3 separate regions of the Homo sapiens genome follow, and regions 1 and 2 are each linked to region 3. A link is a contact called in ENCODE Hi-C or POLR2A ChIA-PET data. All regions are on one chromosome and are shown on one strand. Each heading gives the region's core, a stretch centred on a gene start or an enhancer-like site at or near the end of the contact. The rest is flanking DNA. Distances are from core to core; before and after follow the strand shown.

Region 1 (3,740 bases), core at 158-2,657, 89 kb after region 3:
TCCTGGGAGTGGACAAGCTGGAAAAAAGTTGTCAGAATGTTTAGATAATACCTCTTTTTTAGTTTTTTTCCTTCATAATTTGTATTGTAAAATTCATTTGAATTTTGTGAACACAAATTCTTCAGAAATTTGAAAGAATCTATATAATCTTTCTGCACATAACGTAAAAATCTTCATTCAGGATCCTTAAAGTCTCATATGTTATAAATGATTAGCCTCTTCTCAATTAAAGATTTTATTTAAATTGGGTGTAAAAATTAATTTAGACCAATTACAGAAGTCAATTACATTGCTTTATTAAATTCTGCCAGTTTACAAATTAGGAAGTTATTATTATTATTATTTTTTAAGACGGACCCTCGCTCTGTCGCCCAGGCTGGAGTGCAGTGGTGCGATCTTGGCTCCCAGGTTCAAGCGATTCTCCTGCCTCAGCCTTCTGAGTCGCTGGGACTTACAGGTGCACGCCACCACGCCTGGCTAATTTTTTTGTATTTTTAGTAGAGACGGGGTTTCACCGTGTTAGCCAGGATAGTCTCGATCTCCTGACCTCGTGATCTGCCTTCCTCAGCCTCCCAAAGTGCTGGGATTACAGGCATGAGCCACCGCAGCAGCCCCCTGAACTCTCATATGTTATAAATGATCAGCCTTTTCTCAATTAAAGATTTTATTTAAATTAGGTGTGAAAATTTATTTACACCAATTACAGCAGTCAATTACATTACTTTATTAAATTCTGCCACTTTACAAATTAGACAGTTATAATTATTTTTTAAGGGAAAGGAGGAGAACAGTGTTCAGAGAGTTGAGCGTCACTGTATGAATCCCACCGGACTCCTAATCACAGATAAAATGAACCTTGGGTTACTCACGGATTCAAGTTTCTTCCCCGGAGACTCATATTTACAGCTTGAGTCAAATTCTAAACAAAAGTTATTCTGGCAAGAAGGAAATGTAACCCATTAGGGTTCTGGGGCGCCCACGACAACCAGTGGGGCGCAGCTTCCTCTCCACTCCCTAGGAGGGCCCAGCTCGCTGCAGGGGGTGGGCAGGAAAGCTGCCCGAAAGGATTCTGAGCGGGCAGCCTCCTTAACATTTTCTCTCCTGGTTCCTAGGGTCCACACCCCAGAAAGATTCTTCTCTGGCTGAGATTGCGGTGGGTGTGAGGCATGGACCGAGCCTGTTAGACCTGGGGTCAGGCCGGGCCACTGTCATTAATATACTTAAGACACAAAACTCTTTCCTTGGTAGTGGAAAGCTGCTGGCCTCACCCGGTTCGCGTTGAGTGACGTCACATAGTGGCAACCAATCACAAGTCTGCTTTGAAAGATACTGTTAGGGAGCGGACACTGTATTGGTAGAGATGCTCTGTCAGTCTCGCAGAGGACTCGCCTCTTTTCTCTTAGCGACAGATGCGTCCTGGCAACAGTCGGCAGAGTTGCTGCGGTTTGTGCCCTTGCGATTTCTTTTTCTGAGAGAGGAGAGTCAAACTCCCACCTCCAGCTCTCGAAGGAGCTTTTCCTGAGGGCACTGCAAAGAGGCTCCTTTTCTTTCAGATCAGCAGTATCAGGTAAGAGAAGCTCTGAATGGGAAAGGCGGCTTGGAAAACAAGTATTTTACTCACTCTTTCAAGGGTATTTGAACACTCGCTGTGTCAGCAATGTGCTAGGCTAGTGGCAGTGAAGACTACAAAAAACACAAGTCTTTCCCTGCTTTCAAAGAGCTTCCAGCCTCGTGAGGGAAACAAAAATAGCAACGAGAGAGCAGTTAACGACACTCTAAGAACTTTAAGGGCATGTACTGTCTTGTTCCCATGTTATATATACCCAGTGACTATCATATTGCCTAGTACATAGTAGGAACTCAATAAACCATGAATGAGTCAGTTAATGAATGAATGAATGAATGAATGAATGAATGAATGCCAAAACAGCATGATTCTGATTATCCGTCTAGGGGCGGGGGTCAAACAATAAAAGATTAATGTGGGCTGAAATAGATTACTTCAGGACTGTTTAGAAAGGGCTAGAGTAGATAAACAGTGAGGAAGATGAACAGGGAACACAAACTCTTTGAAAGTAAGGACATTGTCTTATTCCCCTAGTGACTAGTTTACCCAGTACCTAATTGCTGCGCAATACTTTCTCCTTCTTCTTGTGTATGGTGAATGCTAAATGAATTCACAGCAATCTTTTAGGAAGCTCAGAGTTTGAAGCCCTCTGCCTTTGCAGAGGCCTGACATAAGTAATTACACATAGTATGACTGGAAAGTGTCAGGGAGAACAAGATTGTTTCAGCCTGAGTGAGGAAGTCAGGGAGGCTTTCGGCTTTGGGGGAAAAGTTCATAATTGCCTTGAATGATGAGAAAGATTGAAGCAAGCAGAGAGATGCCTGCATGGTGTGGACCAGGAGCAGCAGGAGGGGTGGGAGGGAAGGGGATTCTCCAGAGAGGGAGGTGGGAAAGTCCTCGACTGTTTGGGAATGAATGGAAACCGTGTGAGGCTGGAATAGAACTGGAAAGGTTGACGCAGTGAGGCACACTGTGAAAGTACTGAAGGCCATACTTATGTGAGTTCAGACTCTATTTTGTTTTGCAAAATCTGGTGTATAGACCACCAGTGCAAGACTGTCTCACAATGCTTTTAAAAATGCGGAGTCCCAGGCTCAACCCAGACCAGCAAAATCAAAGGAGGTCCAGGAAATTTGCATTTCAAATGAGCTCCATTTCTACAATCTGGAAGAGAATGCTACTGTGAATGATAGGGACCCATAAAAAGTCATTATACAGGGAAGAGACTTGATAAGAGATGCATTTTTGGAGAGCTCTGAGGTTGGCCTCTTGAGTAGTTGTTCTGGTTAGAACAGAGGCAGAGAGGCCAGTTAAGTGTCCATGATCTAGGGCAGAGGATTCAGGGAGGAGAATCTGTGGATTTTTTTAATTACATATTTATTTTCACTAACCACCAATTGAAATGTATTCAATTGGTAACAAACCACAGTAGTACTCACAGGCCTGTGACTTTGTTAGTAACTCTTTTCATATTACATTAAAGAGATTGTAAATATATTATTTATACTCATCATTACCTCACAATTAAGGTAGTTATTAGAACCACAGCTAGATTTTGTTATTTAACGTGTTAATAAAGTACAAATTATTTTATCATAATTTAAAAAATATTTTAATAACTATATTTCCATATAATCTGTCTTCTTTGTAATCCCATGTTTTTATTTGATGCATGGGCTTCACCAGGCTGCCAAAGGTTCATGGCACAAAACAGGGTTGGAGCTCCAGTTTTGGAGGACATGTTAAAGACCTGAACCAGAGGAGGCTGTGGGAGAGAAGGGCTTGGAATTCAGAAGATATTTGGAAGGGAGAAGTAATAGGATAGCATCTACTCAAATAAGTGAATATCCAATCTTGGAAAGAAGTGGAAATAGGTATGGAAGGAAGGAAACAAGAGTATAGACTAATAGACATTGTAGGAATAGTTGTCTCTAGGGGTGGATGTTGTATACTTGCCAAAATATGGCTGAAGGACCCAGGAGAATCTTGAAGTTTAATCAGGGTCTTAGTGAAGATTTACTGAGAATCAATAGTTCTTGCAGACGCATTTACCAGAGGCCCAAGATGTTAGTCTTGGGTTTTATTCTAAATCAATGTTTGTTTGTTTGTTTGTTTGTTTGTTTTAAAGATATCCCTGGAGAGGTACCTCACGTCTATAATTCCAGCATTTTGG
Region 2 (3,760 bases), core at 246-2,745, 120 kb before region 3:
TGAGGCAGAAGGATCGCTTGAGCTCAGGAGTTTGAGACCAGCCTGGGCAACATAGGGAGACCCCATCTCTAAATAAGAAAAGAAAAGAAAAAAAAAAAAAAACCAAGAACAAAAGTCTGGTAGTGAAGGGAGGGAGAGACAGAGCAGTAGTTAGAAGGGGAGTTAAGGTCAGGGCTTACATTTTTGAACGATCAAGCTCATAGGAAAGCAAGAATAAGGACAAGAGTAGGCTCGTGGATCCCCCAGCTCCTGGCTGGAAGGAATGAGCCCTAGTGAAAAGCTAGGATGGTAAGGATGTGACCTGTGCAGGTGGACTCAGATATGAAGGAAGGGAAATTAAGGGAGTTCATGCCAGATGAAGAAAGCAAAGATTGGGAGGTCAGCTGGGGAATGAGACAGGGCAAAGCTCAAAGACCTTGGGGAAAGTGGCAAGGCTTGATTAAGTGTTGCTCTTGCCTGACCCTGCCTCTGAATTTTAGTTCCCATGATGGATCCCTCTTCCTGCTTCTTCTCTCTCTGCCTCCTGCCAGATTTCCATAAGCTCACGCCCCACTGGCCTGCTTCTCTTCTCCTCCCCTGCAGCCCCGATGGGCCTTCTAGCTGCTGCTGACAAATGTGCCTTCCTACAACATCTACCATGATGGACCAGCTCTGCCTCTCTCTGGCATCTGAGCTACCTCCCATCCCCAGATCCTGGGGACTCTCCTATTGTCTCCTAAGTGATCTCTCCCTCTCCAACCCACCTCTCATCTTTCTAAAACCCTGCTTTGCATTTTGCAACTCCCACCTTCTCAACACTCAAGATCCTACATGGGCTCTTTCTTGCCAGATGAGGCAGTTCAGCTGTGGGCTGAAGACTGGCCACAGGCCTATTTAATTGGGCCTGCATGGTCTTTTAACAAAAAATGAAACTGATTGTCTTTACACAGGGCATGATCTGTCTAGTTAGCCACAGGCACCACCCCTCCCTATTTCCTTATATCCACTCCAGACCCAATTCATATACCCATGTTATCTGCCTAGTCTCTCTTAGATATCTGACAATGAAGTCCACAGGACCCTAGGATCCAAGGCCTTCCAGTCTCTGGCTCCCTTATGTCTCTCAAACCAGATTGTCATTACTATTCAAACTCCTTATTCCAGAAATCAGTCTGCCCAGTCTCCCCTTTCTACCCACGGCCCTGGCATGGCCTCCCTAGACATATGTATACCTGTCTCCCACCCTGCCTTTCCTCCTATCTGCAATGCCTTCCCCTTTCCTCTCCACCTGTTACACTGAAATCAGGCTTATATTCTACCTTCTCAAAGAGGCCTCCATGGACCATCCAAGCCCACAGCATTTTTTCAGCCTAGGCCCCCTCATTCAGCCCTTATGTATATTTCTTTGTGCCTTCAGTTATCTTTTTTGAGTACATTTCTCATTTCCTCAAATAAGCCTGGAAATAGGGTTCTCTATTAGTCACACACAGGAAAAGCCACACAGAACAGGTCTGCCTCCATGTCATCTATCTCTCATGTGACACAACCGTTGACTCATAAATCTTGGTCATTTCCTGACAACCATAAACCACTAGAGCAAGCACAGATTCACAGTGCCTTCAGGGTAGAGGCCATGTCTCATAGTTAGTACACTGCCTAAAACCTAGCAAGGTAGTCAATAAATGTTTATGATGAGAAAATATAAAATGCAGAAAAAAACATAAAGAATAAAATAGGTTCACCACTGAGCAGTAAATTCTCTGACTTGATGAAAACAACGCCTGTTGTGATTCACTGTCACTCAGGCATCCAAGGACAGGTATATTTTGCCAAGGCAAGAAGTTGGGACCCACTAGAAGAAGCAGGAACTAGAAGGTCCAGAGCTGCAGCCACAATGCTGCAGTAATTTACAAAGTGAACTTGGTCAAATCTCTCAACAGTATTGATTCTTTGAGGTAATGGGATCTTTCCGCCACATACTCTGCAGAGTTAACAACAATCTGGTGGTGAGGGAGAGCAGGTGGCTGGGCTGGAGGGACAACTGTCAGTGCAGGAGGGAAGATGACTCCTGCCAATAACTCTTGGTTCCCTTACCCCTTATCCCAGCTTCTGTGTTGATCCCTAGGTCCACGACAGGGCATAATTCCAGCAAACACCCTTTACTCCCAGTTCCCACCCAACATGTTTGCCATAGATACACAATGAACATAGTAGTCCCCAGCTGAAATTTTCGAAGTACAATGTTAACATGGAATTTGATAAAATTCTACCATTGGCCAGCACACACCATACTATTCCAGATGTTGAATTAGCCCAGTGATATGACGCCTGAGTCACAGACGATGACCACATTTCTCCTTTGGCAGAAATCAAAGCCCTAAGAGAGGGTGTTCCTGAGTTCTGGAACATGAAACCTTCCAGGAGGCTGGGTGTTGGCAGGAGGGTTGGATGTAGTTGGGTACTGGAACCTCTCCCTATACCTTCTTTTCAAAGAGGTCAAATTTGAGAAATGTTTCTCCACCTTGCACTCAGAAAATATTCAATAATTGTTTGTTTCAGCTTAAGAGGAAGGTTTCAGTTTTCTAAAAAGAAGAAAAGCCAGAAGTTCTGAAGAAGGGGGCATGAGAGGGGAATAAAAGAAGCTGAGTGCATTTGGTGTAATGGAACTGAAGGGGTCTGGACCAGAGGAAATGGAAGAAGTAAGAGGGCAGGGCAGTGGTTACATTGGAAACAAGAACACTGATTTGGGAAAAGCACTTCTAAACTGACTGCCAAGGGAGGTGTCTGAAACAGTGGCGTGGGGGGAAAAGAAAGAACCAAGAGCCAGACTTGAGGTAACAAATGGCTACATATGGCAGAGACAGAAGAAAGAAGACAGACTCCTGGAAATGTGGTGTTGGAAGAGGTGTCAAGATGGCATTTGAACAAGTGGGATGGAGTGCCATATGAGGGATTTTCTTTTTTAATTTGAAGCTGTCTTCCTTCCAGCATCAGACACTGAGGTCATCTCAGTCCCCACGTTCCCCGTCAGAACAGGAAGGGATGTGTCAAACAGCAGCGTAGGGGCAGCAACTGAGTGGCAACTGCATTTTTGCACCCACCGATTGACGGCCTGCCCTGAAAACAATGCCTCCCTCCCATAGGCCTCTGTAGCAATGCCATGAAGCACACAGGAAAATCATCTGTGACAAAGGTGCTCCTGGGACTAGCCATTTCAAGACAAAAGTACGAACACCCCCGGACTCAATGTACTGAGTACTGGTGCCTGGATGGCTTGACTCTGAAAAGAATCACCCTCCTTCTGATATGACTCTCTGCACAGCAACAAGAGAGCCCCTGTGTGCCAACAATCTGTTCATTTCACTCAGCATTTCTTAAGGCAAAGCTTTAACTGTTTTCTTTTTTTCTATTTTAACAGATATTTGATTACTAAGGCATGCAGGCAGTAAACATTGAAAGCAGGCTTCTGTGTTGCAGAAGCAACTACAAGGCCACAGAAGCTGAAAACAAATGTTTCAGAATTCCTCACGAACTTAGGCACATGTACTTTTTTTTTCTCTCTCTCTCTTTTTTAATGGAGTAAGGACAGTTCATCGATGAAGCTTATGAATAATACCAAAAGGCCTGTGTTTTGGTCCCAACTCTTTTCAGTCACAGGGCAAACTTTCCAATCCTAGCAAAGGTGATAATAGCAGCTGACGAACTAGCTACTCTCGAAGGATTTGTTAGCAAGAGGGGGACAGTTTCTTATGAGGACCATCCTATAATAGAGCTCTATACA
Region 3 (3,614 bases), core at 808-3,307:
ACACTCTTTTATTTAACACATATTTACCCTATATACCTTGCAATGCTGAACACCTGGCTGGGGGTTTTACAGGAGTCTTAAATTACAACCAGGCTTCATAACCAAGAATTAGGTCAGCAGAGGCTGGGCATGGTGGCTCATGCCCGTAATCCCAGCACTTTCGGAGGCCAGGGCAGGCAGATCACTTGAGGACAGGAGTTCAAGACCAGCCTGGCCAACACGGCGAAACCCTGTCTTTACCAAAAATACAAAATTAGCTGGGCATGGTAGCACAAACCTGTAACCCCAGCTACTCGGGAGGCTGAGGCACAAGAATCACTTGGAACCCAGGAGGCAGAGGTTGCAGTGAGCTGAGAATGTGCCACTGGACTCCAACCTGGGGGACAAAAACAAACAACAACAAAAACAAACAAACAAAAAAATTAAGTCAGCAGACGGCAGAAATACTGCAACTTCCATCACAAATGAAAATCACCAACAGTTTAAGAAAAGCATACAGCTGCTAACTTGTGGTAACATAAGTCAGGAGAATGAAAGTAACTGTACCGTAAAACCACTTAAGGAACAGAAATCAATGAAGATCTAAATTACACAGACCCATCAGCTACAGGGCTGTCATGCAATTGAAATTGCATGAAATAAATAAGAGCAATCACAGCTTTTATGAATTATTTATGTTTCATTAACCCATAGGAAATGCATGATCTGGATTTTTATAAGCTTAATAATGGCAGCACTAAAGAACAAAATATCAAAGAAAAAAAGCATAGTATTTGAAGGCATAAAAATAAGATCTGAAATAGAATAGAAAGCCACCCATACAGTGGGTTAAATAAAAGCCAGAGATGCTGGAATAGAAAATGAAAGAAAAGAAGGCTGAGACTGGTACTGTGGTAAGAAACCAGGAGGAAGGCACAACAAAGCTACTGTCAGGTATTAAGAAAACCTACTGTCTCCACAGATAATCAGGACTATGAGGTTGGCATTAAGAAAACCTACTCTCTCCACAAATAATCAGGACTGTGTGACATTGGCTAAGTTTAAGGCTATCATATGATCAAGGGCAATTTCAGCTTTATCAAAACAATGACTAAGAGTCTAACGGAAGCCTGAAGTTTTGAAACAAAACAAGATGTCAGTGATTCTTAACCTTATTGGGGTTATAAACCCCTATGAGAACAGAAAAAGGCTCTTGACCTTTGCCCCAGGAAAATGAATACACCAGTTTCAGTGATGGTATTTTGTCAGCAAATAAGCTAACCAGCCCAGGATGCTATTGCCTTTGGCTTATGTGATCCCCCTACTTGACAAGGGGCCTGAAAGTTGTTTTTATCCCCTGCTGCAGTTGTCTCCAAAGTGGGGTCCTTGTGCACAAGGACGTATGCAAGACCATTCACTGGTATGTGAGAAGAAACTATTAGGGCTTCTAATTGTGTTAATTTAGAAAATAGAGAAGTAAAGAATTCCCAAGATTTAATATATGAATTGTTACCTATCACACCTAAGGTGCCCTCACTCGGTCAGTAACATCTGATGGGACTGACACAGTGGCTCATGTCTGTAATCTCAACACTTTGGGAGACTGAGGCAGGAGGATCACTTGAGGCCAAGAGTTCAAGACCAGCCTGGACAATATAGTGAGACTCTGTCTCCACAAAAACTTTTTAAAATCAGCCCAGTGTGGTGGTGGATGCCTATAGTCCCAGCTACTCGGGAGGCAGAGGTAGTAGATTCGCTTAAGCATAGGAGTTCAAGGCTGCAGTGAGCTATGATTTTGCCACTGCACTCCAGCCTGGACAACAGAAGGAGATCCTGTCTCAAGTAAATAAAACAAAACAAAACATCAGGTGCCTGTGTTTCACTTAGGTATGTGAGACATCCTGGGGAAATTGTCAAGTTTCCCAAATTAGGGGGTTCATGGTGGTACCCCCATTGATTTTCAGCATATTCCCACCAGTTATGTTTTATGTGGGCCCACTTAAGCATTTTTAGAATGTATCATCTAGTTTCCGTGGAAATAACCCTTGCGAAATAGGCAAAGGACATAAAGATTCTTGCAAAAGCCCAGAAGGTGGAGCAAGATGGCAGAAGAGAAGCCTCCACTGATCATCCTCTCACAAGAGGACATCAATTTAACAACTATCTATGTAAGCAAAGCACTTTCATAAGAACCAAAAATCAGGTGAGCACTTGCACTACCTGCTTTTAACTTTGTATTGCTAAAAGAGGCACTGAAGAGGTAGAAAAAACAGTCCTGAAGCACTGATACCACCCTTCCCCCAGCCCCAGCAGTGGCCACCTGGTGCGCAGAGTGCCTCTGCATGCTGTGGGAGGGAGAGCACAGCAATTGTGAGGCAGTAAACGGTTCTGCCCGGTTAGAGCAGAAAGGAAAACTGGACCAAATTCAGCTGATGCCCACCCACGGAGGGAACATTTAAACCAGCCCTAGCCAGAGGGGAATCACAGGTCCTTGTGGTTGGAACTTGAGTTCCCACAAACTTCACCACTGCAGGCTAAAGTGCTCTGGGTGTCTAAGTGAATTTGAAAGGCAATTTAGGCCACAAGGACTGCAACTCTAGGCGAGTCCTAGTGCTGAACTGGGCCCAGAAACAGTGGACTAGAGGGGCATGCAATCTACCAAACTACCAGGGTGGCTAAAGGAGTGGTGACATCACCTCTCCCCTAACCCCAGGCTGCACAACTAGTGGCTCCAAAAAAGATCCCTTCCTTCTGCTTGAGGAGAGGAGAAAGAAGAGTGGGGAGGACTTTGTCTTGCATCTTGGATACCGGCTCAGCCACAGCATGATAGGGTCAGAGTCATAATGCCTCTGTTCCAGGCCCTAGCTCCTGGGCAACACTTCTAGGCACACCCTGGGCCAGAAGGGAACCTACTGCCTTGAAGGGAAGAACCCATTCCTGGCAGCATTCATCACCTGCTAACTGAAGAGCCCTTGGGCACTGAATAATCAGCAGCGATACCCAGGTACTACATCTAGGGCCTTGGGTGAGCCTCTGAGACTTGCTGGCTTCAGGTTCATCTCGGCTATTGGGGGGTGGAGCAACAAGTGGGCTCCTGGAGTCCCCAGTTCTAAGAGCTGACTCTTGGATGGCATTTCTGGACCTTCCGTGGGCCAGAAGGGAGCCCACTGCCCTGAAGGATGAGTCTCAGGCCAGACAACCTTCATGACAAGCTGACTTAAGAGACCTTGGGCCTTAAGAGAACATAGTGGTAGTCTGGCAGTACTGCCCATGGGCTTCTGGTGGTGATGACCATGGGGAAGGTCTCCTCTGCTTTTGGAGGAGGGGAGGGAAGAGTGGGAAGAACTGCATCTTGTAATTTGAGTGCCAGCTCAGGCACGATACAATAGAACACTAGGTAGACTTCTAAGGTTTTTTATTGTAGTCCCTGACTCCTGGACAGCACCTCTGGACCCAGGAGGGTCCTGGGGGAGCTCAGCATCCTGGAGGGAAGAACACAGGCCTGGTTGGCTTTGCCGCCTGCTAACTATAGAGCCCCAGAGCCATAAGCAGACACAGGAAGTAGCCAGGGAGTAGTTACAGCCGGCCTTGGGCAACACCCAGTGCTGTGCTGACTTCAGGTCTGACCCAGTGTA

What was found. Hi-C counts contacts between places; a loop is a spot of excess contacts on that map. ChIA-PET counts read pairs that join two places held with the same protein, here RNA polymerase II (POLR2A). Pooled maps may share reads with other maps.
Region 1: a loop to region 3 is called in a pooled map, with 3 times the contacts of the local background. The contact joins the promoter of DNAI3 here to the enhancer-like site in region 3. A Hi-C loop is called at or near these places in 1 of 168 maps with a recorded cell type or tissue (transverse colon), 2 of 37 single-sample maps with no recorded cell type and 7 of 50 pooled maps. POLR2A ChIA-PET finds 5 or more read pairs at or near these places in 3 of 52 experiments (OCI-LY7, activated CD4-positive, alpha-beta T cell and activated naive CD4-positive, alpha-beta T cell).
Region 2: a pooled map shows a loop between it and region 3 (3-fold over the local background). The contact joins two enhancer-like sites. A Hi-C loop is called at or near these places in 1 of 37 single-sample maps with no recorded cell type and 6 of 50 pooled maps. POLR2A ChIA-PET finds 5 or more read pairs at or near these places in 2 of 52 experiments (GM12878 and activated T-cell).

What each region holds. Positions count from the first base shown.
Region 1 is chr1:85,060,920-85,064,659 of GRCh38, forward strand. DNAI3 (dynein axonemal intermediate chain 3) reads left to right here and starts at 1,408. Exons shown (of 23, transcript NM_145172.5): 1 at 1,408-1,567. RefSeq lists an enhancer at 1,043-1,543.
Region 2 is chr1:84,853,021-84,856,780 of GRCh38, forward strand. The region is part of intron 2 of LPAR3 (lysophosphatidic acid receptor 3); the gene reads right to left. Among named protein-coding and RNA genes, the nearest start is that of LPAR3, 38 kb to the right of the region's middle. RefSeq lists an enhancer at 1,403-1,652. Within about 2 kb of position 1,496, at least 6 of the 41 ENCODE cell types and tissues checked have a DNase peak (open chromatin) inside an H3K27ac peak, as active enhancers do.
Region 3 is chr1:84,971,659-84,975,272 of GRCh38, forward strand. The region is part of intron 1 of MCOLN2 (mucolipin TRP cation channel 2); the gene reads right to left. Among named protein-coding and RNA genes, the nearest start is that of MCOLN2, 24 kb to the right of the region's middle. Within about 2 kb of position 2,058, at least 2 of the 41 ENCODE cell types and tissues checked have a DNase peak (open chromatin) inside an H3K27ac peak, as active enhancers do; they include OCI-LY7, where a contact is called at or near this core.